Regions from separate parts of the Homo sapiens genome. Here region 1 is linked to region 2. The links are chromatin loops, found by intact Hi-C in ENCODE. Cell type or tissue: endothelial cell of umbilical vein. All regions are shown on one strand. Links, peaks and the distances in the headings refer to the core of each region. The heading gives the core; the rest is flanking DNA.

Evidence for each region. A loop is a pair of places that touch in the nucleus more often than their neighbours do. Peaks named below come from ENCODE experiments on the same cell type or tissue, not always from the same donor. Only the 100,000 strongest peaks of a DNase experiment are listed, where the experiment ranks them.
Region 1: it touches region 2 in a loop (7-fold over the local background); 2 of 110 quality-filtered maps call a loop at or near these places.

Annotation. Positions count from the first base shown.
Region 1 is chr18:70,991,130-71,003,536 of GRCh38, reverse strand. No RefSeq gene overlaps it. Among named protein-coding and RNA genes, the nearest start is that of GTSCR1, 350 kb to the right of the region's middle. In endothelial cell of umbilical vein, for the core only: a CTCF peak has its summit at 4,863; DNase peaks (open chromatin) are centred at 4,856 and 7,026; H3K27ac peaks cover 2,112 bases.
Region 2 is chr18:70,926,603-70,939,009 of GRCh38, reverse strand. No RefSeq gene overlaps it. Among named protein-coding and RNA genes, the nearest start is that of GTSCR1, 280 kb to the right of the region's middle. In endothelial cell of umbilical vein, for the core only: a CTCF peak has its summit at 6,613 (motif pointing left); a DNase peak (open chromatin) is centred at 6,569.

The DNA of each region.
Region 1 (12,407 bases), core at 2,909-10,908, 64 kb before region 2:
GCTTGGTCTACAAGCGTTCTTGGACTTGCCCAGGAGGGAATTCAAGAGCAAACCAGAGGTAGAAGAAAACAGCTTTATTAAAGAGGCAGTGTTACAACTCTGTGACTGTTCCTACAGAGCAGGGCTACCCCATGGGCAGAGAGTAGCAGCTCAGGGCAGTTTTGCAGTCATAATTATACCCACTTTTAATTGCATGCAGGTTAAGGGGTGGTTTATGCAGAAATTTCTAGGGAAGGGGTCGTAGCTTTTGGTTCATTGGGTCATCACTAAGGAATGGGGTAGTAACTCCCAGGTGTTGCCATGGCAATGATAAATTGACATGGCACACTGCTAGGTGTGTCTGATTGGAAAGCTGCTTCTGCCCTGGCCCTGTTTTAGGTACTCCTCAATCTGGTCTGGTGTCTTGAGTCCCACCTCTGGAGTCAAGTCCTGCCTCCTACCTCAGTTTCAGTGACTTTGGGTGAGTGACACCATGTTATAACCCCTTCTCACTGATGATACAATTTGTTTAAAAAAATTTTATAATTTTTCTTGTGACACAGGGCAACAAAAAATCATAAAAGCTTTTAAAACAAATGTTGGTATTATACCACTCTCCATGTTTTCTTTCAGTCACCTGTGGACATAAATCTTTATGTATACATTTACACCAGAAATACTCGTAAGAACTTTGTATACACAGATCAACTTTTAATCTATTTAGTACTATCCAATAGAACTTTGTATGATGATGAAAATATTCTATAATAATATGACTGACAGGGTATTTTATGAGTATTTTTCAAATATGTAAATATTTAGAAATACAATTTAGAAGCATTAAATATTATTCTGCAATTAAAACGTGGCTGGTGAGGCTCAAAATTGAAATGTTTATTTGATTTAACATAAATTAAAATTAAAATAGCCAATGTGGCTATTGGCTACTGCATCAGACAACACGGGTTTATAAAATGATAAGCACAAAGATTATTTAAATATATGTTTAAAATCTCATTTTTGTCAGTAATGTAAAATGTCTTCCTGACCAAGTCCAATAGCTCCCATTGAGGGGCTATCTTTTCATGACAGCAACTTTACTAAGAGTCATTACATGAAAGATTCTTTGCTAGATGTTGGGGTCTGCTTTCTTTGCCTCTCTCCCTTCCCACGGAGCACCTGGTAGAAGGGTGAAAAGAATGAACAAAATGCAGAACAGAAAAAAAGGAAAGGAATAAGCAAAGAGCAGTCATGAATGGTAATTATATCTGGAAAACCATTAGCCTCAGAATAATTGTAAATTGGCTAAGTTATAATGTAAGACTCCCAAAAGTGCCTAATAAGCAAAGTTACTTTAGCCATTTTGAAGCAATTTATTGTACTAGGGGAAATCTATTTCTCAGATGCTATAAAGGATAGAGAGTTAGATGACAATAGATTTTGTTTTGTTCTTTTCCTGCACTTTAACTTTTGTTCACATAACATCTCAGCTATAGGTATTTGAAATCTTTTTTCTGTTCTCCAATAAATGCTGATGGAGACAGATATGTCAATAATATCTATATTTTACCATTTTGAAAAGCAATTTTCTTCTCTGTGGCAGCACATGCTGACCATTTTAAAATCATGACTCTACATTTGAAATTTATGTTTACTTTGTTCTTTGCAGAATTCAAGATGGGATCTCTGCTCTTAGCATCAAGACCCTTTTTGATGAATGCAAATGGTGGCTGACAGAATGTGACTCAGAGGAAAGACTGACAGTCTACATCAGTCTCCTGATTTACAGCACATTTAACTCTCCTGAGTCAACACAAAGAAAAAGAAACAGGATATTAGTAACGGTAACTTGCCATTTTCTATTTGGATAAACATAGCATGAGGGTAGTTTTATATCTGCATCCTACTTTGATTATCACGTATTCCCAAACTCCTATTGGTAGGGAAGGTAAGAATTTTTAATACATCCAAAGGATTTTTTAAGCCTTAGTTGATGAGGAACAGATTGTAAGAGAGTAAGACCAGCTTCAAAAAACACCACTACGGCTTGTCCAGACTTTATCCTAAATCACTCAATTTGATAACAGTAGTCTAAAATATGTCATCTAGACTGCATGAGGATTATTGACACTCCGTATGTAAGACGCTAAAGAGCTTTCTCCCTCTGTATGTAGCAAAAAATTTTATTGGTTAAAAATCCAGAATAAACCACATTTACTTATCTTTTACCTTCTGTACTTCTCATATTTGTAATGGGTGGTAGTAACAGAATAAAAACCTTAGGAAAAAACTCTGTATGAGGCTGCCTGGAATCACCTGTGAAATCAGTCTTTCCATACACCAGTCATCCTATTTAGTTGCAACTACACCTGCATTTTGTGGTTGCCTTAAAAATATTTTTTAAAGAGAAAATACTGTCATTTTCTGCTGATGTAAAATGTGAATAACTTTTAAAAGAGTTAGCATCTTTTCAAGGTGTGCATGTGTAGAAATAATATTTATAGGAACTGAAACTTTATGATTCTAATTAGATTTAATGTAATATTCAATGGTAAGTTAAGGTAATGAAAACTGGTACTTTAAAAAGTGTTTTTACCTTTCTAAAACACAATAAATTGAAACATAGCTTCCCCATTGCTATGGACTTAATTATGTCTTCCACCCAAAATTTATATGTTGACGTCTGACCCTCCAAAATGACAATATTTGCAGATAGGGCTTTTAGGAGGTAATTAAGGTTAAATGAGGTTCATAAGGGTGAGGTCTTAATCTGACGGCTGGTGGACTTATAAGAAGAGAAAGATCTCAATCTCTCTCTGTCTCTTTCCATCCTCCCTCCCTCTCCCTCTCTCCTTCCCTCCCCATCTTTCTCTCCTTCCTTCCCTCCCCATCTCTCCCTCCCTCCCTCCCTCCCTCTCTGTTCTCATACACAGAGAAGAAAAGCCATGTGAATCCATAGGGAGAAGGCAGCTGTCTGCATACCAGGAGGAGAGCTCCCACCCGAACCCAACCATAGTGCCACCCTGATCTTGTACTTCCAGCCTCTCAGCTGTGAGAAAATAAATGTCTGTTGTTTAAGACACCCAGTTCATGGTATTTTGTTACAGCAGCCCAAGCAAAGTAAGACACCCCATCCTCTCCTATAGAGCAGTAACATCACCAAGGTTGGGCTCTTGCTAGGGGTTTCCAAGATCCCCTCCTGAGACCTGGCCTGTCTAATCACATACTACTTTGTTATGCTTTCTTTGGTTTCGAGACAGATAATTAAATAAGGCTTCAAACATAAAGCTGGCTATGCAGCTTGATTGTAACACAGCCACTAGAAATGAGGCGCCAATTCCCCATTTAAAGTATAAAGGTGGATTCCAGCAATGCATGTTTAAAGGAGAAGTATGTTACTTGCGTCTGGGAAACCCAGCCTATGAAAGCCTGGCCACTCCTGTTAAGTCAGAACAATGTCTAGCTGGTCCAAAAGAGAGGGCTTTTTGGCCATCCTTTCATGGTAGCCTGAGGAATTTGGATAAATGGTGAGTCTCTACTGGGCCCAGCCAGCAAGAGGGCTCTTCCTCCCATGGCCAAGAAAAGGCCACTGGACCCATCCACACCCCCTGTTCACACTCAGCTTGTGCCACCTAGGCTGAAAAGAAACGTGGCTGTTGCCTGCCTTTGAGGGCTCATTGTATTTCCTGGAGCTACGGGAGATGTGTAGTCAGGTTCAAGCTTGCTTTTATTTTGCCAACTCCTTGTGAACCTACATAATCTGCATGTGACTTTTACTCATTTAAAATAGAGTCTGGTCTTGATATGTTTCCTATGATTAGCAAATGAATCTCTAATTTATTTGATAGATGTTAATATATGTTGGTATAGGTTAGTTATTGCCCAAAAGCTTATAAGCACCACCATTGTCACTGCCCTGCTCAAAACCTAACCCTGCCCTGTCACCTACACAGACACCTGAGGGCCTCTCTGCCAGGGCCCTTTCCCCAAGGCTGCTTCCCAAAACAGAGAGAGGACATGATACCTTCCTTCCCAGTCCCTTGAGGAATTCACTGCAATGGTAGGCAAGGGCTCTAGTCTCCTGGGGAGCACGTTCAGGCTATGCAGGGACATCCAGCACCTTCTCGTGGCTAACAATTCACAGTGGCAGAAGACCAAGGCAGAACACTAGGTAGCATTTCCAGAACTAGGGGTCAGAAAGTCACATTTTTAGAAACATTTCAGGATTTAAAACATCCACTCCAGTTTCTTAACATTCCAATCCTATTTCCTTCCATAGGATTCAGGCTACTTTAAGCCTGAAATAAATCCTCTCACCTTGGAGGAGGTCGGCAGCCATTTGTTACTCAGCCAGCCTCAGAGCACCTGGGATGCCTGAGCCCTGAGGTAACTGAATTTCTTCAGTTACTTGACTCTCAATTATTTTTCTTAACTCATTAAGGAAGTATGCCTTATAAGAGAAATTATATTTAGAAAATCACGATGGATATTTTTGGAGGTTTTGTGTGTGTGTGTGTGTGTGTGTGTTCATGTGTTACATGTTATGTGTTTATGTAGGAGTGGATCTCAGATTTGCTTGGACCCTGGACTTGTTGAGTAATACTTTTTGAAATTAGAATTCCCCCAATTGAATCTTGCAACATAAATATGTTGAGATTATTTTGTTTCCATTACTTGTGCTTGGTGTGTGGGCAGCCATGCAGTCAGACATAGGAAAGCAGGCGGTCGGTTTACCAAAAGAAATGTATACACCTCTGCTGAAAGTGCAAAGAACAGATTTTCAAAACTGAGGGAATCCTCACTCCACATGAGCGAAATCTGCAGTAACTATGCCTCCCTGTGCAAGACTCTAAGAAGCCACATTCAATTACGCCTCCTTCTGGGATCCCTTGCTTATTACACCTATCCTCAATTATCTCATTAGTCCATTGCTACAGTCGAATGGTTTATTTACCAAAACCATCCTATACTAAATTTCTAAGATCAGCTATATTAAACAAACAAACAAACAAAATCAGGTTCAGACAAGTTACTGTATCAACCAGTATTGAATGTTTTGTAAAATAAAGCAACATATTCCTATTCCTCTTAAGACTAAAAAAAAAAAAAAGTCAGATTTCCTAAGCACACATGAATATGAGTGGATGAAGTCATGTATAGTTACATAGCATATAGCACTGAATGCAAATGGAGATGGGATTATGCTTCTAGACCCAAAGATTAATAAAATACATTAAACTTAAAGGCAGGATTATTAATAGAAATGGATTCTATAAATATCTATCTCTGGTATTAAAAACTGAACAAGTCAAATGTACGTAACACCAATCCTCTATTGAGTACAAGAATTAGTGCTCAATTGAGTATAATAATCAGTCAATCTGTGAGTGAAACCCAGCACACCATATTATCATTGTATTTGAATTAGAGTGGGTATATTTATCGATAATGTTTGTATATCTAGAAAACTCAGAACATTTATCTGGTGAGAATATAAATTAAGTGCCTTATTTTACCAAATTGCACTTAAAAATTGAGCAGCACCATCACTTACTTGGAAGAAAATATAAACAATTTTTTTACTTCAATGTTCAATAACATAAAATGCTAAACAGCAAATCTTAATTATTGAATTCATTTTTTAATCTAAGAAATTCCCTTTGCTAGTGCCCATGTAACATTATTTATTAGTACAGTTAATATTGTAAATCTTATCATCAATCTTCATGTTGAAGAGATAAGATTACAGGCATATGAAAATATCTGTTTCATGGCCTAAAGGCTGTGGATATAGAGTAATTACTGACACTCAATCCCCTAATCAGAATCCTTTCCCCCACCCTGCCTGGGATGTAGGTGACCACATGGGTATAGCTTCTTGTCTCTCTTCACTCCCACCTTTTTACACATCACCTTAACACAGAGACTCCCAGATCAGCATCCTCTTTCTCCTAGGATCTGGACAGATATTTCTCATGTCTACCACAAGGCAATGTTTCCAAATTATCAATCCCAAACCTTTCCATGCCAAATTCACTAACTCCTAGCTCCAAAGTAGTATTCAAATGTTTTTCAATATAGAAGATCTGAAAACCAAACCAGATAGATCAATTTGTCAGCAACGTCCTCAGTTCCCTGCTCTTTATTCATCCACATCCAAATTCTAAAATCTCCTTTCAATTCTTTCCTCCTATCCCTGAGTACTCCAGACCAACCTCGAACTTTTATCTGCTCATTAATAAACCTTCCTACTTGTAACCAATGGTCTTTTATTGAATAGTGGAGGATTTTCAAGGTTTTTTTTTGCTACTATCTTTCCATTTTTAAATGCTCCATGCCAAAAGCTCAAAACTTTTTAGCATAACATTTAAGAAATTCTACCATCCAGCATTATGCAGTGGCTTTAATCTTATCTCCTCTTCCTACCTACCGCATTCCTTCTCTTCATCTCCAATAAACCTGACACCTATTCATTGCAAATATTGGCCTCTGCGTTGGTCTTTGTCTTAGAAGTGCCTGTCATCATCTCAATGGAGCCTGTTCACTAGGCTCTGATACACATCATTCTATGTGAGCACATAGTACAAAAGAGTTGGCAGCCATCACATTCTGATTTAGGTTACAGTAGCCCAGATGTGTAGCTGATTCTTTAACTGGATGAAGAGATCTAAAAATCTCATTTTAGTTCTGTCCCGCAATCCCGAATGAATAAGTTAATGCAAAGTAGATGCTTTGGAAGTGTATTAGTCTGTTCTCATGCTGCTGATAAAGATATCCTTGAGACCGGGCAATTTATAAAGGAAAGAGATTTAATTGACTCACATTTCAGCATGGGTGGGGGGCCTCAAAAACTTACAATCATGGCAGAAGGGGAAGCAAACACATCCTTCTTCACATGGCACCAGGAGAGAGGGAAGAATGAGAACTGAGCTAAGGGGAAGCCCCTTATAAAAACATCAGATCTAATGAAAATTTACTCACTATCACCAGAATACCATGGGGAAAACCACCCCCGGGATTCAATTTCCTCTTCCTGTGTCCCTCTCACAACACATGGGGATTATGGGAACTACAATTCAAGATAAGATTTAAGTGGGAACACAGCCAAACCACAAATTCCGTCCCTGGCGCCCGTCCAAAATCTCATGTCTTCACATTTCAAAACACAATCATGCCCTTCCAACAGTTCCCCAAAGTCTTAACTCATTTCAGGATCAACTCAAAAGTCCATGTCCAAAGTCTCATCTGAGACAAAGCACCCTTTCACCTATGAGCCTGTAAAATCAAAAGCAAGTTAGTAACTTCCTAGATACAATAGATACAATAGGGATACAGGCATTCCAAATGGGAGAAATTGGCCAAAACAAAGGAGCTAAAGGCTCCGTGCAAGTCCGAAATCTAATAGGGCAGTCATTAAACCTTAAAGTTCCAAAATGATCTCCTGTGACTCCATATTTCACATCCATGGTGTGCTGATGCAAGAGGTGGGCTCCCATGGCCTTGGGCAGCTCTACTCCTGTGACTTTGCAGGGTACAGCCTCCCTCCTGGCTACTTTCACTAGCGGGCATTGAGTGTCTGAGGCTTCTCCAGGCATGTGAAGAAAAGCAAGCTGTCAGTGGATCTACCATTCTAGGGTCTGGAGAACACTGGCCCTCTTCTCACAGCTCCACTAGGCAGTGCCCTAGTGGGGACTTTTTGGGGGAGCTCCAACCTCACATTTCCCTTCTGCACTGCGCTAGCAGAGGTTCTCCATAAGGGCCCTGCCGCTGCAGCAAACTTCTTCCTGGACATCCAGGCATTTCTATACATCCTCTGAAATCTAGGTGGAGGTTCCCAAAACTCAGTTCTTGACTTCTGTGCACCTGCACACTCAACACCACATGGAAGCTGCCAAGGCTTGGGGCTTGCATTCTCTAAGCTGTACCTTGGCTCTATTTAGTCATGGCTGTAGTGGCTGGGGCGCAGGGCACCGAGTTCCTAGACTCCACACAGCATGGGGACCCTGGGCCAAGTCCACAAAACCATTTTTCCTTCCCAGGCCTCCATGCCTGTGATGGGAGAGGCTGTCGTGAAGACCTCTGACATGCCTTGGAGATATTTTCTCCATTGTTTTAGGGATTAACATTTGGCTCCTCCTTATGCAAATTTTTGCAGCCAGCTTGAATTTCTCCTCAGAAAATAGGATTTTCTTTTCCATCGCATTGTAAGGCTGCAACTTTTTCAAACTTTCATGCACTGTCACCTCTTGAATGCTTTGCTGCTTAGAAATTTCTGCCAGATACCCTAAATCATCTCTCTGAAGTTCAAAGTGCCACAGATCTCTAGGGCAGGCTGGGGCAAGAAGCCGCCAATCTCTTTGCTAAAGCTTAGCAAGAATGACTCTTACTCCAGTTCCCAACAAGTTTTTCCTCTTCATCTGAGACCATTTCAGCCACGACTTCATTGTCCATATCATTATCAACATTTTGGTCAAAGCCATTCAACAAGTCTCTAGGTAGTTCCAAACTTTCCCGCATCTTCCTGTCTTCTGGACCTTCCAAGTCTTTAGGATGTTCCAAACTTTTCCACATTATTTTCCTTCTTCTGAGCCTTCCAAACTGTTCCAACCTCTACCTGTTACCCACTTCCAAAGTTGCTTCCACATTTTCAGGTATCCTTATAGCAGCACCCCACTCTCTGCAGTACCAATTTACTGTATTAGTCCATTCTCATGCTGCTATAAAGAATTGCTCAAGACTGGGTAATTTATATAGAAAAGAGGTTAAATTGGCTCACAGTTCCCGTTTTCTGAGGAGGCCTCAGGAAACTTACAATCTTGGCAGAAAGGGAAGCAAACACGTCCTTGTTCAAATAGTGGCAGGAGAGAGAAGAGTGCCAAGCAAAGGGGGAAGCCCCTTAGAAAACCATCAGATCTCATGAGAACTTACTATCATGAGAATAGCATGGGGGAAATGGCCCCCATGATTCAATTACCTCCCACAGGGTCCTTCCCACCACATATGGGGATTATGGAAATTACAATTCAAGATTAGGTTTGGGTGAGAACGCAGCCAAATCATATCAGTAAGCATTTGTTAAAGTGATTAACAAGTCATTTGATTTAATTGAATATCAAGCAATTCAAGTTCTAAATAAGAGGGACAAAAATATGTACCTACAACTAATGACTACTTTCTGGAATTCTGTGTGAATAATTTTGGCTTTGTTTCACATCTCATAGCACTGACCTCATCGATGTCTTTTAGGTTAGATATTTAGAGAGTTTGTTCGTGGATACAGGTTGCTATGGCAACACAATCCTGCTAATATCTAATGCTCTTAAAACTTTATAAATTTCCTGAATGTAAGAACCCTGGAATAAGCATAACCTTTACACTTCAGGTATAGCTACATATTTTGAAAGTTAGGTCTAAAGGGAAGAATGAAGATAAATTTTCATATCAGAAGTGTATGCTTTTTTATAATATTCAAATTTCACTGTAAGAAGTTTAGGGTCCATAATCTTAAATATGCTTTATTTTATGTATCATAGGAATAAGTTTTGAGTCTACTGACTATATGTGCATGCTTTTAAAGTACATCTGGTAAGCTCAGCTGAAAATTTTTCATTGGAAAGATATTATGCAATGCTGCATCATTATCATAAATAAATGAGGTTATCTGAAGTTTATATATAAGCCCATTGTGTTGTATCACAGCAAAATTAAATACTTAAAAATAAGTTTCTATTAATATCATCTACAGTTCCAGAACTGTGTTTACAAATAGCTAATTACTGAATCACAATAATTTCTGAAATTTTTCACACATATGAACTTCATTTGAGATAAGCAATTGTTAAATTAAAAAAACTCTCTATTTTAAGAAATCTAATACTTTAAATTTCAAAGGGTTTTAATTAATATATTTAGATCTAATTTTTCACATTTAAAATAAAGTTCTTCATTTTCCAAAATAATTCATATTTAGCTTTCTTTAAATAAAACAGTTTCATAGTTAACTGATTCATATGGCCCATGTCCAAATTAGTATGTGAGGTAAAGAGAATAATGATAAATATTGCTTCCATTTCCAAAGACAGATGATAAACTAAGAAAAATTTAATTAACATTTGAATAATTTATATCTCTGCAACTTTCTTTCTCTAAGTTAGTGTAATTTACCCAAAATATAAGTCTCATGAATGCTTGCACTGAAGACTATTATTATTATAATTTCTCAGGTGCATACAATATTTTATTGCTGTATAATATCAAAGCCTCCAGATAACAAGATTAAGAATAACCAAGTGCTTATGAGAGGATGTGGATATAAATATTCACAAGCATAGTAACATTTGGATAATTTTCTTAAATTTTAGAGTCTTGCTTAACAGAAAACTCAATATATTTTGAAAAATAAAGCATTTTTTCTTTAGCTGTATCTCACATATAAAATTATATAAATTCAAAGCATACAAAATTTTCTTTGTACTCATTCAATCCAATGAAAAAGTAGAAGTCATATATTGCTTTCTGTGTCCCATTACACTATCTGTGGCTCTGTTTTTAAATTCAGAGAAAGTAGCAATTAATTACATTAATCTATACTTGATTGCATCATTGCTTATTTTTTTTCTTAGCTAGTTTTTCTTAGCTAGTTGTTATAAACTAGTTCTTAGCTAGTTGCAATTCATAAAGAAAGGCAGGGAATTAGATAATACAAGTGAAAAAAAAATTTTGCACCAACCGTCACAAGCTGGTTTGTGATGGTCACTCAGTTGACCAAGTAGAATGCAAAGAAAAGTTAATTGTCCCATCTACATTAAAGTTACTCAGCTTCTCTCCTAAAGTCAAATCATTTCTTGTGAAAGTTACAGTATCTTCTTCCAAAATGTTTTGTTGTTACAAATTATACTATTTCCAAATAAATCTTCTCCCAGTTCTTCTTGAAAAAGATAAGAAAAAGAGTTTCATAATAACAGATGATTTAGATCTCTGAATGAGCACCTCCATGCATACCAAAGGCTTGAGGTTGACTCTTGCAATACTAAATTTGGATAAATCTCACTCTCCCCAAATCTGCTTTGCCCCCAGTAGGGATCATAAAAATAATGTCTAAACTTGCTTTCTATATCTATATTATCTATATCTACCTATACACATGTATTTTAAAATATATAAATATATGGTTTGAAATACACACAGACACCCACACATATGATCTGAAAATACATTTTATAAACATTGTCAAAGTTTCTCATTGGGGATAATTTAAGAAATATCAAACCATTATTATTAAGGTTTTTAAAATTATAAGACCAAGGTTTTAAAACAAGAGTGTTCAATCTTTTGGCTTCCCTGGGCCACATTGGAAGAAGAAGAATTGTCTTGGGCCACACACACAAAATACACTAATGATAGTTGATGAGCTTTAAAAAAAAACTCACCAAAAAAATCCCAGGTTTTAAGAAAGTTTACCAATTTGTGGTGGGCAGCATTCAAAGCCCTCCTGAGTTGTATGTGGTGTGTGGGCTGCAGGTTGGACAAGCTTGCTTTAAAAAATATGATAAAGGCTTTGTAAATACACACACATATTTCAATATTTTATAATATTAATAGTCAATTAGAATTTTTCAATAAAAGCCAACATGTAAAATATTCATAAAGAAATTTAACTAATAACTATTGTTGAGGCTGAATGGCAAAAGTAAAATAAGATTACAAGCCAGGGCTGATGTTATCAGACTTAAAACAGACCAATAAGAGAACCACTAATGTACATGGAAAGGGAAATACACTACAGTTTGACTCAGCATTTAGGCATATTTAGAAATTCAATCTGTAAGTAATCTGACTAGCAATCTTATAGCATTGACTCATCTTATTCTCTGCATTCCACAACAAAAGTAAGTATCCACTCTCTCACATCATCTAGACTTAGTCTAGTCTTCAGGCTTTTTTGCATTTTATTTTAATTGTTTTCTAAAGAATGCCTCTCCCATCTAGGACAGAACACAAGTAGCACATTGTTTTTCTCTAATAGCAACGAAGAAGATTCTAAAGCAAACACTTTTGCTTGTATTATTAATTATTGACCATTAGCTAATACCAACACTTAAAGATAGTTCATAGGAAGGTCTTTAAGGGGAAGCCATTGCTAGTTCTCTGTTCTTTGCTGTCACTTTCCATTATTCAAAGCAGGTAGCCAAACAACAAAGACCAGTTGTGTGCTATCATACCACCCCATGAGCACAAGCCCAGTGCTAAAAGAGTTTGATACCAAAAGTACCTTTTGACTTAGTATAAATTTATTCACTAATCTCTGTAAAGGCTCACATCTATGAAATAGTGGTACTGCTGATTGATACGTGTAGGAAGACATGTTATTGGCAAATTATCCTTACTAATAAGGATTCCATAAAGAGAACACTGGCACTACAATTAAG
Region 2 (12,407 bases), core at 2,319-10,318:
CTAAAGTAGGGGGAGACCCTCCATTAAGAGTAGAGTAAAACAGGGGCACGTTCCCATGTAAGCTTTTGTTCAGAAAGAAAATCAAGTCAATATCACTTGATATACATATGTTTGGGTATGATACATAATCCAAAATAATTTTGATTTGAAGAATACACAGATCACTTCATTTTCTGCCTTAAAATGACTATAGCTTCTTTTGATGAAAATTTCCAATTTTATGAACCACTAGGATGACTAACCCCAACTTTGCTAGATGACTATCATCTATTACCCCTGCTTTATAAATGGTCTTATTTAGGCTGTTAAGTACTTCATAAAGGAGTCCAAAACCATGAGCTTCTGAACCTGATTGAAATTTATAGTTGAGGAGAACCTTTGAAATCAGTTACTAGGCTTATATCTCCTATGTAGGGGAAGACTAAGCAGAAAAGTATTAATTTTACTTATTTCCCAGAGAACTTGGTCCAGAATGAAGCTCTGAGAGACTCAAGAGCCCTGAAGCCACCCTTGGTTTCAAAATGAGCATTGGGGAAAATAAAGTGAGATGACACACCTGAAGATGGCAAACTGAATCTGCCCTCAAGGAAGCACAACAGAATTTCAGTTATTTAATGATCAGTTCTCTTTATGGGAATAGAAAAGCCCTGAGATTGTTTCCTACAAGAAAAATATTTCACATTAAGTAAGTGTCAATATATTAGCAATAGAGATTGAATTGTATTTCAAATTTTGGATTTCTTGGCTTGACACTTCCATACATATTTTACTCACATCTCTCTACACATTTTATAAACACAAAGCCTTGAAACTGAACCCCATCCACAAGGGAGTGGCAAGATTTCATTAGTAAAGCGTGTGTAAGTTTCATTGAGATTCTCTCAGGTAAGGTGTTGCATAATATTAAGTCATAATGTTGAAGTTATTAGATCTTAGTAAATAGCATAATTAACTCTCTATGTTTAAATAGAAGACAAGTGAGAATTTATAAACTAAGATAAAATATGCACTATGTAATTAAGGTATGTAACATTCTTTCCTGTAAGCAAAAGCAAACACAGCTTTTTTTGTGTGTAGCTATAATGTCATTTTGAAAGTACCATGTTTCTCAGGGGCCATCAATAAAGGTACCACATCCATCTTTGTCGATTTCTTAGAGGAGTCATTAGTGAAATGTCACCTTCTGAGGTGATTTCTTTGCACCTTGAGTATGGAAAGTTTTTACTTTTTAAACCAGCAACAATAAAAACAACACCTGATAACATTTTGTGTACTAAAAGAGTACAATAGAAACATTACATATTTACAAAAAAACTCATCATCAATATTGTTGTTATAATTATTATAATTGAAAAATTACCTCAGCTATTCTGCCTTCCATTTAAAAATATCACTGAAATATTATACTACAATAAACACAACCTAGAGTAACTGTGTCATTTGCCAAATTACTCTTTCAACCTTTCCCACTTAGGAATGATTTTGTCATTGCTCATATAAAGTCTGAGATTTGGGAAATGGAGAGGATATTACAGATCACGTCATTCCTCATAACCCTACACAACTGGAAAGTAAGGATCAAGATCCAATATTAAAGGACTTGGTCTGAGGAAACCTTATCTGCATTTCCAAATATTTTGGTGATTAAATCACACTACCACCAAGCATGATGTTGGAGAGACTGTAACATGGAATGAGAAGCTGAGCTGTCTGACATCACATCATTTTCAAATACATGATTCCAAAATTACAGTAATTACGGATAATAATCAAATTTAGTTCTCAGATAAATTTTCATTTTGCCAAATTCCAAATATTTGCTCTTTAAAAAAGGCATAAAACACAGAAGAACAAAACTATGAATCTGCTCATATTCCTGCTTAACATGCATTTATTTTTACTGAATATGTTTTTCCTTAGGCCCCTGGTAACATCAAGTTGGGACACAAGTAATTGGAAGCCCTATCACATAGATATTGCTTTCATGTTTCTAAGACAGTGGTCCCCAACCTTTTTGGCACCAGAGAACGGTTTCGTGGAAGACACTTTTTCCACAAATGGGGGGCAAGGGGTGGAAGGAGGATGGTTTTAATTGTGCACTTTATTTCTATTATTATTACATTGTAATAAATAATGAAACAATTATACAACTCATCATACTGTAGAATCAGTGGAAGCCCTGAGCTTGTTTTCCTGCAACTAGACGGTCCCATTTGGGGGTGATGGGAAACAGTGACAGATCGTCAGACATTGGTTTCTTATAAGCTGTAAGCAACCTAGATCCCTCACATGCACAGTCCACAACAGGGTTGGCCCTTGAATTAGTCCGTTCTCACACTGCTATAAAGAACTACTTGAGACTGGGTAATTTATGAAGAAAAGAGGTTTGACTCACAGTTCCATAGGATTAACAGGAAGCATGACTGGGAGGCCTCAGGAAACTTACAATCATGGTAGAAGGCGAAGGGGAAGCAAGGACCTTCTTCACACGGCGGCAGGAGAGAGAGCGAAGGGGGAAGTGCCACACACTTTCAAACAACCAGATCTCATGGGAACTCACTCACTGTTAGGAGAACAGCAAGGAGGAAGTCCACCCAAATGATTCAATCACCTAATCCCCTCCCAGCAGGCCACTCCCCCGACACCTGTGGATTACAATTCCAGGTAAGATCTTTGGTGAGATATGGTTTGATGAGCCAAACCGCATCAGTGCTCCTAGGAGAATCTATTGTCGCCTGCTGATCTGACAGAAGGCAGAGCTCAGGCAGTAATGTGAGGGATCAGGAGCAGCTGTAAGTACAGATGAAGTTTTTCTGCCTTGCCTGCTCCTCGCCTCTTGCTGTGTGGCCCAGTTCTTAACAGGCAATGGACTGGTACCTGTCAGTGACCTGGGGGCCGGGGACCCCTGCTCTAAGAAATTCAAAACACGTAGCAGCAATGCACTGATTCAGCTCATTCAGTGAATCCAGGCATTAGTTCGACAAGATATCTTGAGCTCTTCTAAGTAACAAGAGCATTGGATACAAAGACAAATAAGGCAATTCCTGGCCTCAAGACTATTATAATCTAATTAGAGGCAAGAGACTGAAAACAAAGTATAATAAATGCTATACGGGATATACAATGTATTCTAATTCTATAACCAAGCCTTTGGAAATTTTATTAGTTTTCTATTGCTGCTATAACAAATTGCCACAAATTTAGTACTTAAAACAACATGAATTTATTCTCTTACAGTCTGGAGGGTGGAAGTTCAAAATGAGTTTCACTGAACTAAAATGAAAGGGTCATCTGGGCTGGTTCTTTCTGGAACCTTTATGGGAGAATCTGTCTTCATGCCCTTTCTACCTTCTAGATGCCACCCGTAATCCATGGCTCAGGGCCCCTCTGACATCTTCAAAGCCAGCTGAGTATCGTCTTCTCTCTTCTCTGGCCTCTGGTCCATTCTTGCACCTTCTCTCTCCGAGTCTGATTCTCCTTCCTCCCTCTTACAAGGATCACTGTGATTACATTGAGTTGAGGTAGATAATCCACTATAATTTCTTCATCTCAAGATCCTAAATTTCATCTGCAAATTCTCTTTTTCCATGTAAAGTAATATTCACACGATTTAGGAATTAGGACATAGACATCATTGTGGGGGAGTGAGGGACATTATTCAGCCTAGCACAAATACTATGGATAATTTCTTGCACATATCAAAATTTGTGTACTTTCAACCATCTTTTGGAATTTTCCTAAGTCATCTTTTTATATGCAAGTCCTCCAAATGTTATGTAATCTGCAGAACTATGCTAATTAGATACAGATATAAAAATTTTGTGAAATAAAACTAAATATATATTAAAAATTTTCCTGTTGTTAATAGTAAACAGTTTGGGTTTAAATGGCAAGTTATACCAGTCCATTAGCTGATTCTCATGTTTCTATACTCATTTTGGCTTGGAAAAACAATTGCATTTTATTTGAGCTCCATTAACAATTTTGAAAAAAAAAATGGCTATATGTATTTGTGTGTATATATACACACTCACACCTCATCACACACACATACTTATATCCATTCCACTAAATATATCCGTTGCAAAAATTTCACACACTCACAAGTATGTTTGGGTTGGAATATTTAGTGTTTAATTAGTTTGGAAGAATTCATAATTACTATATTGAGGAGATTTGGGGTTATGAGTTTACTATTGCTTGAAATTTCTATAATTCCTTTATTATGAAGGTTGAGCAATGTAATTCTCTTGACAGTGTAAATTAATGAAATACCGTAGAGCCCTAATAGATGATTTTCGCAGATTTCTCCATAAGCCGTTATTACTATCTGTCTGCAGAGGCTTATAAACTTTAGGAGCTTCATGGCATCTTCACATCTTGAGACAGATGTTCTGAAATAGTTTTCAATTACATGCCAATTTTTTGCAAGTCTAAGGTAGACTGGGAAGAGAGAATGGAAAGCAAATTCCAGCTTACTTGTAGTCTGACTTTTAGGGGATATCTCAGTTTGAAAGGATTCGTGAGTTCTTGAGGCATTTTCCTTTTTATCACCCCCACTGGATGCCAGCTTATATCACATGAGCACGTGATGTACCTACTATGGAAAGCACTGAACTAGGCTTTTTACACATTCATTTATTCATTCAATAACCATTGAGTTCATATGAGATATATATATATTTTTCAAGGTGCTAAGGATACAGAGTAAAATAAAACACTGTCTTCTCCTTGGAGAAATCCAGGTCTAGTAAGAAAGGACCTGTCACCTATGACTACAATATGATATAATTAATATTGTGATAGATGCAAACAGAGTGTATTATAGGTGCGCTGAAAAAGAGCATATAAATCCAACTTTTAATATGAGAATTTCTTCTTGGTGAATTGAGTTTTGAAATATAAGCAGGAGTTAGTTGAATAGGAAACAGGAAAATTGCATTCTAGGAAGAGGAGCAGCATAGACAAAGCGTGGTTGGTGAAAATGCAGGACATGACATGGCACCTTGAGGTATCAAGGAGAGTTCCCCATAGCTGGAGGAGAGAGAACTTAAAGGAGGCAGTGGCTAGATAATAAATGGTCTTTTTCTAAATTAAGCATTATGGTTTTTTTCCTGTGAGCTACCAGGATAAAATAAAGAAGAATTGGAAGCAGGGTGCTGGGATGGTCCAATTGTACATTAGAAGGATATCTCTGGCACCAGTGAGATGGACATGTTTTTTGATCACCAGGTCTGTTTTGACCTTCTAGAGACTATAATGTGTCCTTGAAGAATAATCTGTAGGACTATATCAGAGTTTCCTGGAACTCACTGCCTTAGGGGTCCATCAATGGATAACCTCACCAGAAGACAAAAGAGAGGAAATAAACATCAGTGAATATATTTCCCTGGTTTCTTTCCTGGTTGTCTCAGAATTACTGTTTCCCTCAACCAAGACAGAACACCTGCAGGTGGCTCCGTCTAGGTGGTACAGCCCCGCCATACTTGTGCTGGGATACTGCACTATCCCCTGTGGTTTCCTTACACTCTGCCTGTTTAGTCCCCTTATTAAACTCTGCTGTAATTCTCCAATATGAATGGACCACTTTTTATACCTTTTATTCTGCCCAAATCCTTACTAATACCACTTTTACTTTTATAACACAGTGAGATTAGTATTATTTTGTCATATTTTACAAGTGAAGATACTTGAATTCTATGTAAGAAGTTATGTAATTTTCTAAGGTCTCAATAAATAGGTGGGAGAACCAGGAATGGAGTGCTCCTCCCTATCTAGAAAGCCCTCCCCTTCTACTCCTATCCCCTCCCCACAGTGCACTAGCAGGACCTCCTTAAGGACTAGGGGAGACCTAGCATTCTGGCAGGAGTGAGGGAGAAACATCTGAAAGGTCTTGTCCCAATATCTCATGCATTTTCACCCTACATTGTGGTAACATGGTGGATCTGTAGAAAATGTAATGTGACTTTCCATGTATTTTGTCTTGTTGAAACAAAACTCATTTTGCCAAGACCTATATTATATATACTATATTTTTATTAAAATATATGACTATTTGAGGTGCATAGTATATTTATCCATTAAATATTATTCCTTCAAGGGATTATAAACTCCACTGAAATAGAAGGTGATAACTTTTTTTCTATCTATTTTATATGAACTTCAACGTACACCCGTCTTCTAATAGGAAGTATTTAACAAATGCTAAAAATATAAATACCAGTGACACTGTAAAAAGATTTTTTTCCAAGCAAAATTCATATGGTTAGCTTGTGTTTTTTCTTTTACGCAAGATATTAAAATAATTTAACTTATTTACATAGAGATTTCTTTCATATTATACCACAATATGGAATAAGGCATTGATATTTTACTAAAGGAACAGATATAAAAGACCAAAACTTTCTTTATACTATCAGTAGTTCCCCTTTTTTTTTTTCAGGATCTAGATTATACTTTCTAATTATATCCCAGCTCCTCCCTCCCCTAGAGTTGTCTTGTCATCTGAACTCTTGGTAAAGTCTTCAAGAATAGAAATGTGTGAAAGTCACTGGTACACTAAAAACCTTAAAAACAGATATGATGCCACCTAGTGGTCCCAAGAAAATGCATTTGCTGGAAGCAAAGTAGATTCAATGAATGTGCATAGAAAATAACTAAGAAAATTGAAGGATTTCAGGCTTAAAAATTAAGGCAAATGCATTTGCTCTCTAAGTATAGATGCCCCTCAACTTGCAAATTGGAAATATCACGAGTGGAAAATGCATTTATCCACCCAACCTACCCGACATCATAACTTAGCCTCGCCTCCCTCAAGTGTGCTCAGAACACTTCCCTTCACCTACAGTTGGGCAAAATCATCTGGCAACACAGGCCACTGAAGAGCCTGGCTTGCCTCCCCTGGTGATGTGATCTCATGGCTGCGTGAGAGCTGCGGCTCCCTGCCACTGTCTAGCAACCACAAGAAAGTATTGCATATCCCTGGCCCAGAAAAAGATTAAGAGTAAAAATTCAGAAATCAAAGTACTGTTTCTACTGAATGCATATCGCTTTCACACAATCATAAAGTTAAAAACTTGTAGATCTAACCATAGTCAAGGACTGCCTGTATATATGTTCTTCACTTATTTAACTTTACATTTCTCAGGGGACAGACTGAATTCATTCTAAAGTGATTTATCTTCTTACAAATCTTTTGTATACTGACAGAATACATTTGAACTAGCAATATAAAAAAGTAGATGAGGCATTCTACAGAAAGATTAGTCTAATCTGAATTAATCAATGAAATAATATTTAATAGGTCATTTGGTGTTGATGTTTAACCCAAGAAAACTTTCAAAGGGGCTCTTCACATTTCTGTGATTTTTTAAATTCATAGCTAACACAGAGCTAAATGAAACGCTATACAACCTTTCACTGTAATATTTACAAATAAACAAATACCCACCTTTCCAAATTCCTCAGAGAATTTAAAATGACAATGGATTTGAAATGCCACAGCCTTCAAGATAATAATTTAGGTGATGTCTGTTATTTAAATTATCAGAATGCCATCATAGAAAGGACTTTGTGTTTAATTTCCTACCTGCCATATTAAAATGTCAAACTATATTATACAAGCTATTAAGGATGACCCCCAAATTTGATTCCATTTTCTATCCAAAAACAAATTTGGTTCAAGGTATGTGCAATATCCACTTTATTACAGGCTAAAGAGAGAAGATAAATACAATATTAATTCTCAGTTTTATCACACAGTCATATCAAATGGAGAAGATGCCTGGCCTTTTGCGCTATATTATTGGAAATAATAAAATAAAGCGTGGTTTAAATTTGAAACACAATTTCCTAATGTAAGTGTGCAAGCTGGTGTGAACTGTGGAGAAGTGAGCATCTGGGGAGAGGACCTAGTGCCGGCTGTGCTTCCCCACATGGATGGCCTCAACTCGATGACTATACATGTTGACCTTCAGATCTTTCAGCACAAAATAATACAGTGTGCTTAGATGACTGTGAAATTCTGCCTGCTTCTACGATGCCACTCTATTTAAGCCGTCAAACTCAGGACTAACAAGAGATTATTTACCTGATTTGCCCTGTAACCATAAAGTTTCAGAAAATTATTTTCCTTTAATTTTGTAAGGCTATTGTGTTCATTAATTACATGTACTCCTCCAGTTGTATAAATTCACCAGGAATAATAATGTTAAAAATCTTGGATACAATTTGCAGAAAACACTAAAGCACATTCATTAAATTTAAACATGTAACTTTGAGACCTTCCACACAGAATTTAAAAAACATTTTCGGCCAGGTGCAGTGGCTCACACCTGTAATCCCAGCACTTTGTGATCCCGAGATGGGCGGATCACATGGTCAAGAGAGCGAGACAATTCTACCCAACATGGTGAAACCCCATCTCTACTAAAAATGCAAAACTCAGGGCCGGGCGCGGTGGCTCACGCCTGTAATCCCAGCACTTTGGGAGGCCAAGATGGGCGGATCACGAGGTCAGGAGATCGAGACCATCCTGGCTAACACGGTGAAACCCCGTCTCTACTAAAAATACAAAAAATTAGCCGGGCGCGGTGGCGGGCGCCTGTAGTCCCAGCTACTCGGGAGGCTGAGGCAGGAGAATGGCGTGAACCTGGGAGACTGAGCTTGCAGTGAGCAGAGATCGCGCCACTGCACTCCAGCCTGGGCCACAGAACGAGACTGGGTCTCAAAAAAAAAAAAAAAAAGAAAAAAAAAATTAGCTGGGCGTGGTGTCATGATGCACCTGTAGTCCCAGCTACTCGGGAGGATGAGGCAGGAGAATTACTTGAACCCAGGAGTTGGAGGTTGCAGTGAGCCGAGATTGCACCACTGCACTCCATCCAGCCTGGCAACAGAGCGAGACTCCGTCTCAAAAAAGAAAGAAAAAAAAAAAAAAAGAAAGAAATTTCATCCGCTTCTGAATTACTTTCTTGAAGGACATCACAATTAATTATGCAAAGGGGGTTTTATTGCATATACTTACATATTTAGGAGGAGATGGAGAAAGGCACAAATAAACCTTCACTACATTTGAATTCATGTGATGGTGAACTATGCCCCTCCCCTGCATTCCATTTATACAGTCTGACTAATAATATGCCTCTATTTAGTTTCCGGCTTCTGGTGGGAATTATATATTAAACATGGCCTAACTTCTTGTTTCTACATTAAGATCATCTTGGGGGAAAAATAGCTATTTCTGCTTTTTTCTAATATATGCCCCATAGTAAGAAGGCATAAACTCATTCTATAGGAAGGGTAATCAATTCCTTAATCATCTCATAAAGGCATAAAAGCAGAAGTTCCTGGTCGAATTCATTTCATTGCCCTTGATCAACAGCAATATCACAGAACTGGACCAAAATGTGTGCCATTCTTAATTTAGAGCAAAAAGACCCTGAAAGAAATTATTAAAATCAACATATGTAGTTATAATATGATACCCTTAGATCAAGTTTGCCTTTTATTTTTTATAAGCTCACACATCTCAGTATAAGAAATATGAGCAACTTTCCACTTTACCCTATAATTCAAGTATGAATATTTAGAAGAATAAAATTTGATTGTTTTCTCAAATATTATATTAAAACCCAAAGAATAAATCAGGAAAGTCCATGAATATTCATGGGTTTCAAACGATGCATCTCTCAGTTTCAATTTAGTGAACATTAATATTCGCTTAAACGTATGAACATAAAACATACAAATATGTATGAATTTCAATACATGATGCTAAAGGCTCTATTTCATTGAGTTGTTAATGACGATATAAATAAAATGAACACGGCTAGAGTATATTATTTTTTCACCAAAATGCCAAAATGCAAATATATCTTTCTAATAAGTTAAAATGGGAATCGGTTTATTACTTGTAATAAAGTGGCTGACAAACCTACTAACCCTCAAGTAATGTTAAAATGAATAACACTTTGGGTAACACATTATTCAAGCTAGGATTTTTTCCCAGCTCTTTCTATGTGCTTTCAAATTTTTTTTCTTTGAAACAGATGTCAGGTTACGGTACCATTATATCCATTTTATAGATGGCTCAAGTAACATTGCAGGATATTAATTAGAAAACAGTTCTTTCTGAGAATAATCTCTTGTTTATATTTTGTTTAACTAAAAGTAAATGTGGTAAGATTTATTCCATATATTTGATCCATTTATATTCAACATCAAACTTTTCATCTGAATCTACACAGAGAGTACTTGTAAACTGATCAGCAATTCGAGTTCATTAAATAAACTATAAAATCCTATTATGTTGGAACTATTATAGGAAAAAAATAGAAAATATTAAAATATAAAAAAGTACAGAATGAATAAAACTATTTTTAGTCTGTATTGAACTCCAAACAACTTGAAAATTTCAAATAAAATTCTTTAGCAAAAGCCTAATAAATTATTTGACGTTAATACAACCATGGCACAATCACTGGTAGCTTTGCTATCAAACAAACAGGTAGATAAAGATGCTATAATTTTATATTCTAGAAATGACTTTTAAAACCATTCAATTGTAAATTAATCTCAACCACAAAGTATGACGTTCCCAAATGTCCTGGTCTTCATTTCTGGTTTGAAAGGTTCAGCCCACTTAACCTCTCTAAGAATCCTATTAAGATCCTCCTACTGATCTACTATTGGGCCAAGACAGAATTCTTTCTCTCTCGGGGACAATGTTTTATTTATAGAATGAGAATAATATCAAAAAGAATTATTTAGAGAAGTTACTGCCGATTAATTCATGACTATAAAGCACTTTTCATGTACTCCACGCTCTTCCTAGGGAATGTAGCCAGAGGCAATTTTACCTTTTCAGATAGTCTTACGTAAAGCCTAAGAATTCTGAACATAGTATTTTTCTAACTGTTTTATTCCTTCCAATCATCTGTAATGACTGGTTGTTTCACATTTCTAAAATGCAAAATATTATATCATCAGAGGCTTTCTCCTGGTTTTATAAGGACAGAAGGCTTCCAGAAGTTGAGATTGTCAGTTAAATATTACGAGCTAACTTTATCAAAACTAAAATAACGTTGTCCTATGCAAATCTGGCTTCAGTACTTTTTTGGTATCTGCCCCACTGCAATATGCTTCCTTACTGAATTATAACATGTTATCTATTAGGGAAAAAAGTCTGAAGAGCAGAATGCCATGAAAAATCTCAGTTAAATTATATGGCCTATGGCTTGTGTTACTTGGATCAAATATTCTCAAGTTAGGTAGTAACATTTAGACTACAATATCATCTGTGTATTTTTTCATTCTTCATTAGCACTATGCCTTAAATTGCCTACTTTGAAGATTTTGTATATCAACCTTAAATAGAAATATACAAATAAGGAAAAATACATAATCTTCTACAAATTATTTATTAAGGTTTTCTCTATTTCATTACAAATTAGAACATTCATCACTGGACAACACTAGAGGTGAAACTGGCACAAAAACTTAAAAAGAGCTGAAGTTGTAGAATATGGATTCTATGTAATATATTTGGCTTTATAATAAATTGTATACTTATATGTGGATATGGGGTTGTCTGAGATTATTGGAATTCAGAAAAGATATTAAAAATGTTAAAAAAAAAAAGGCAGGGGGGAGATTGAAAGTTTAAAAGCCAGGTTCTGCAGGGCTGGGCCCTGCTTAACTTCTTTGTTTTGACTGAGAATATTTCTCTGTATCAGTAGTAGATTTTAAATATACAGTGGTTTGTATACATCAGAGAACCAAGTTCATAATTTGCCAAAAAATTTCCAGACATTACAGTCACTTGTTTTAAAGGGATAATAATATCGCCCATTTGTCAAACTGGGAAAAGGGAGAAGAACAAAGCAAAATTCACTGAAGATCTACCATCAATCAGATTTTTTAATGTACTTTAATACGCAAGATCACATTTGTACTCCCTCATTTCTATGTCATTCTGGAAACAGAGGACCTTGTCTCAGGTGGATTCTGAGAACTCTTCTCAAAATTGACAGGATATTCTATCCCTGTCCTAAGTATTGCTCTTCTCACTTAAGCAAATCATCGCTTTTCTTTCTGGGCTGGAATACTGCAGACTACATTGTAGGAATAAGACTAAACAAAGAAGAAGATAATGTTAACAAAAACATTCTGTAACTTAATTAAGCATCATACCTCAACATTGGGAAGAGTTTATATTATGCAAGTATTTTATGTATATAAGTATTTATTAAGTCAACACTTGCCCCTACCAAGACAGCATCTTTAGGCTAGCAAAACTGCATCTTCATTTTCTGCACCAAATCAAGTCTCCTCATTCTCATATCAGCAATCTGATGATTTTTGCAGCGAACTTGTGGTGAAACTACTATGGGACCAAGATACGGTGGCCT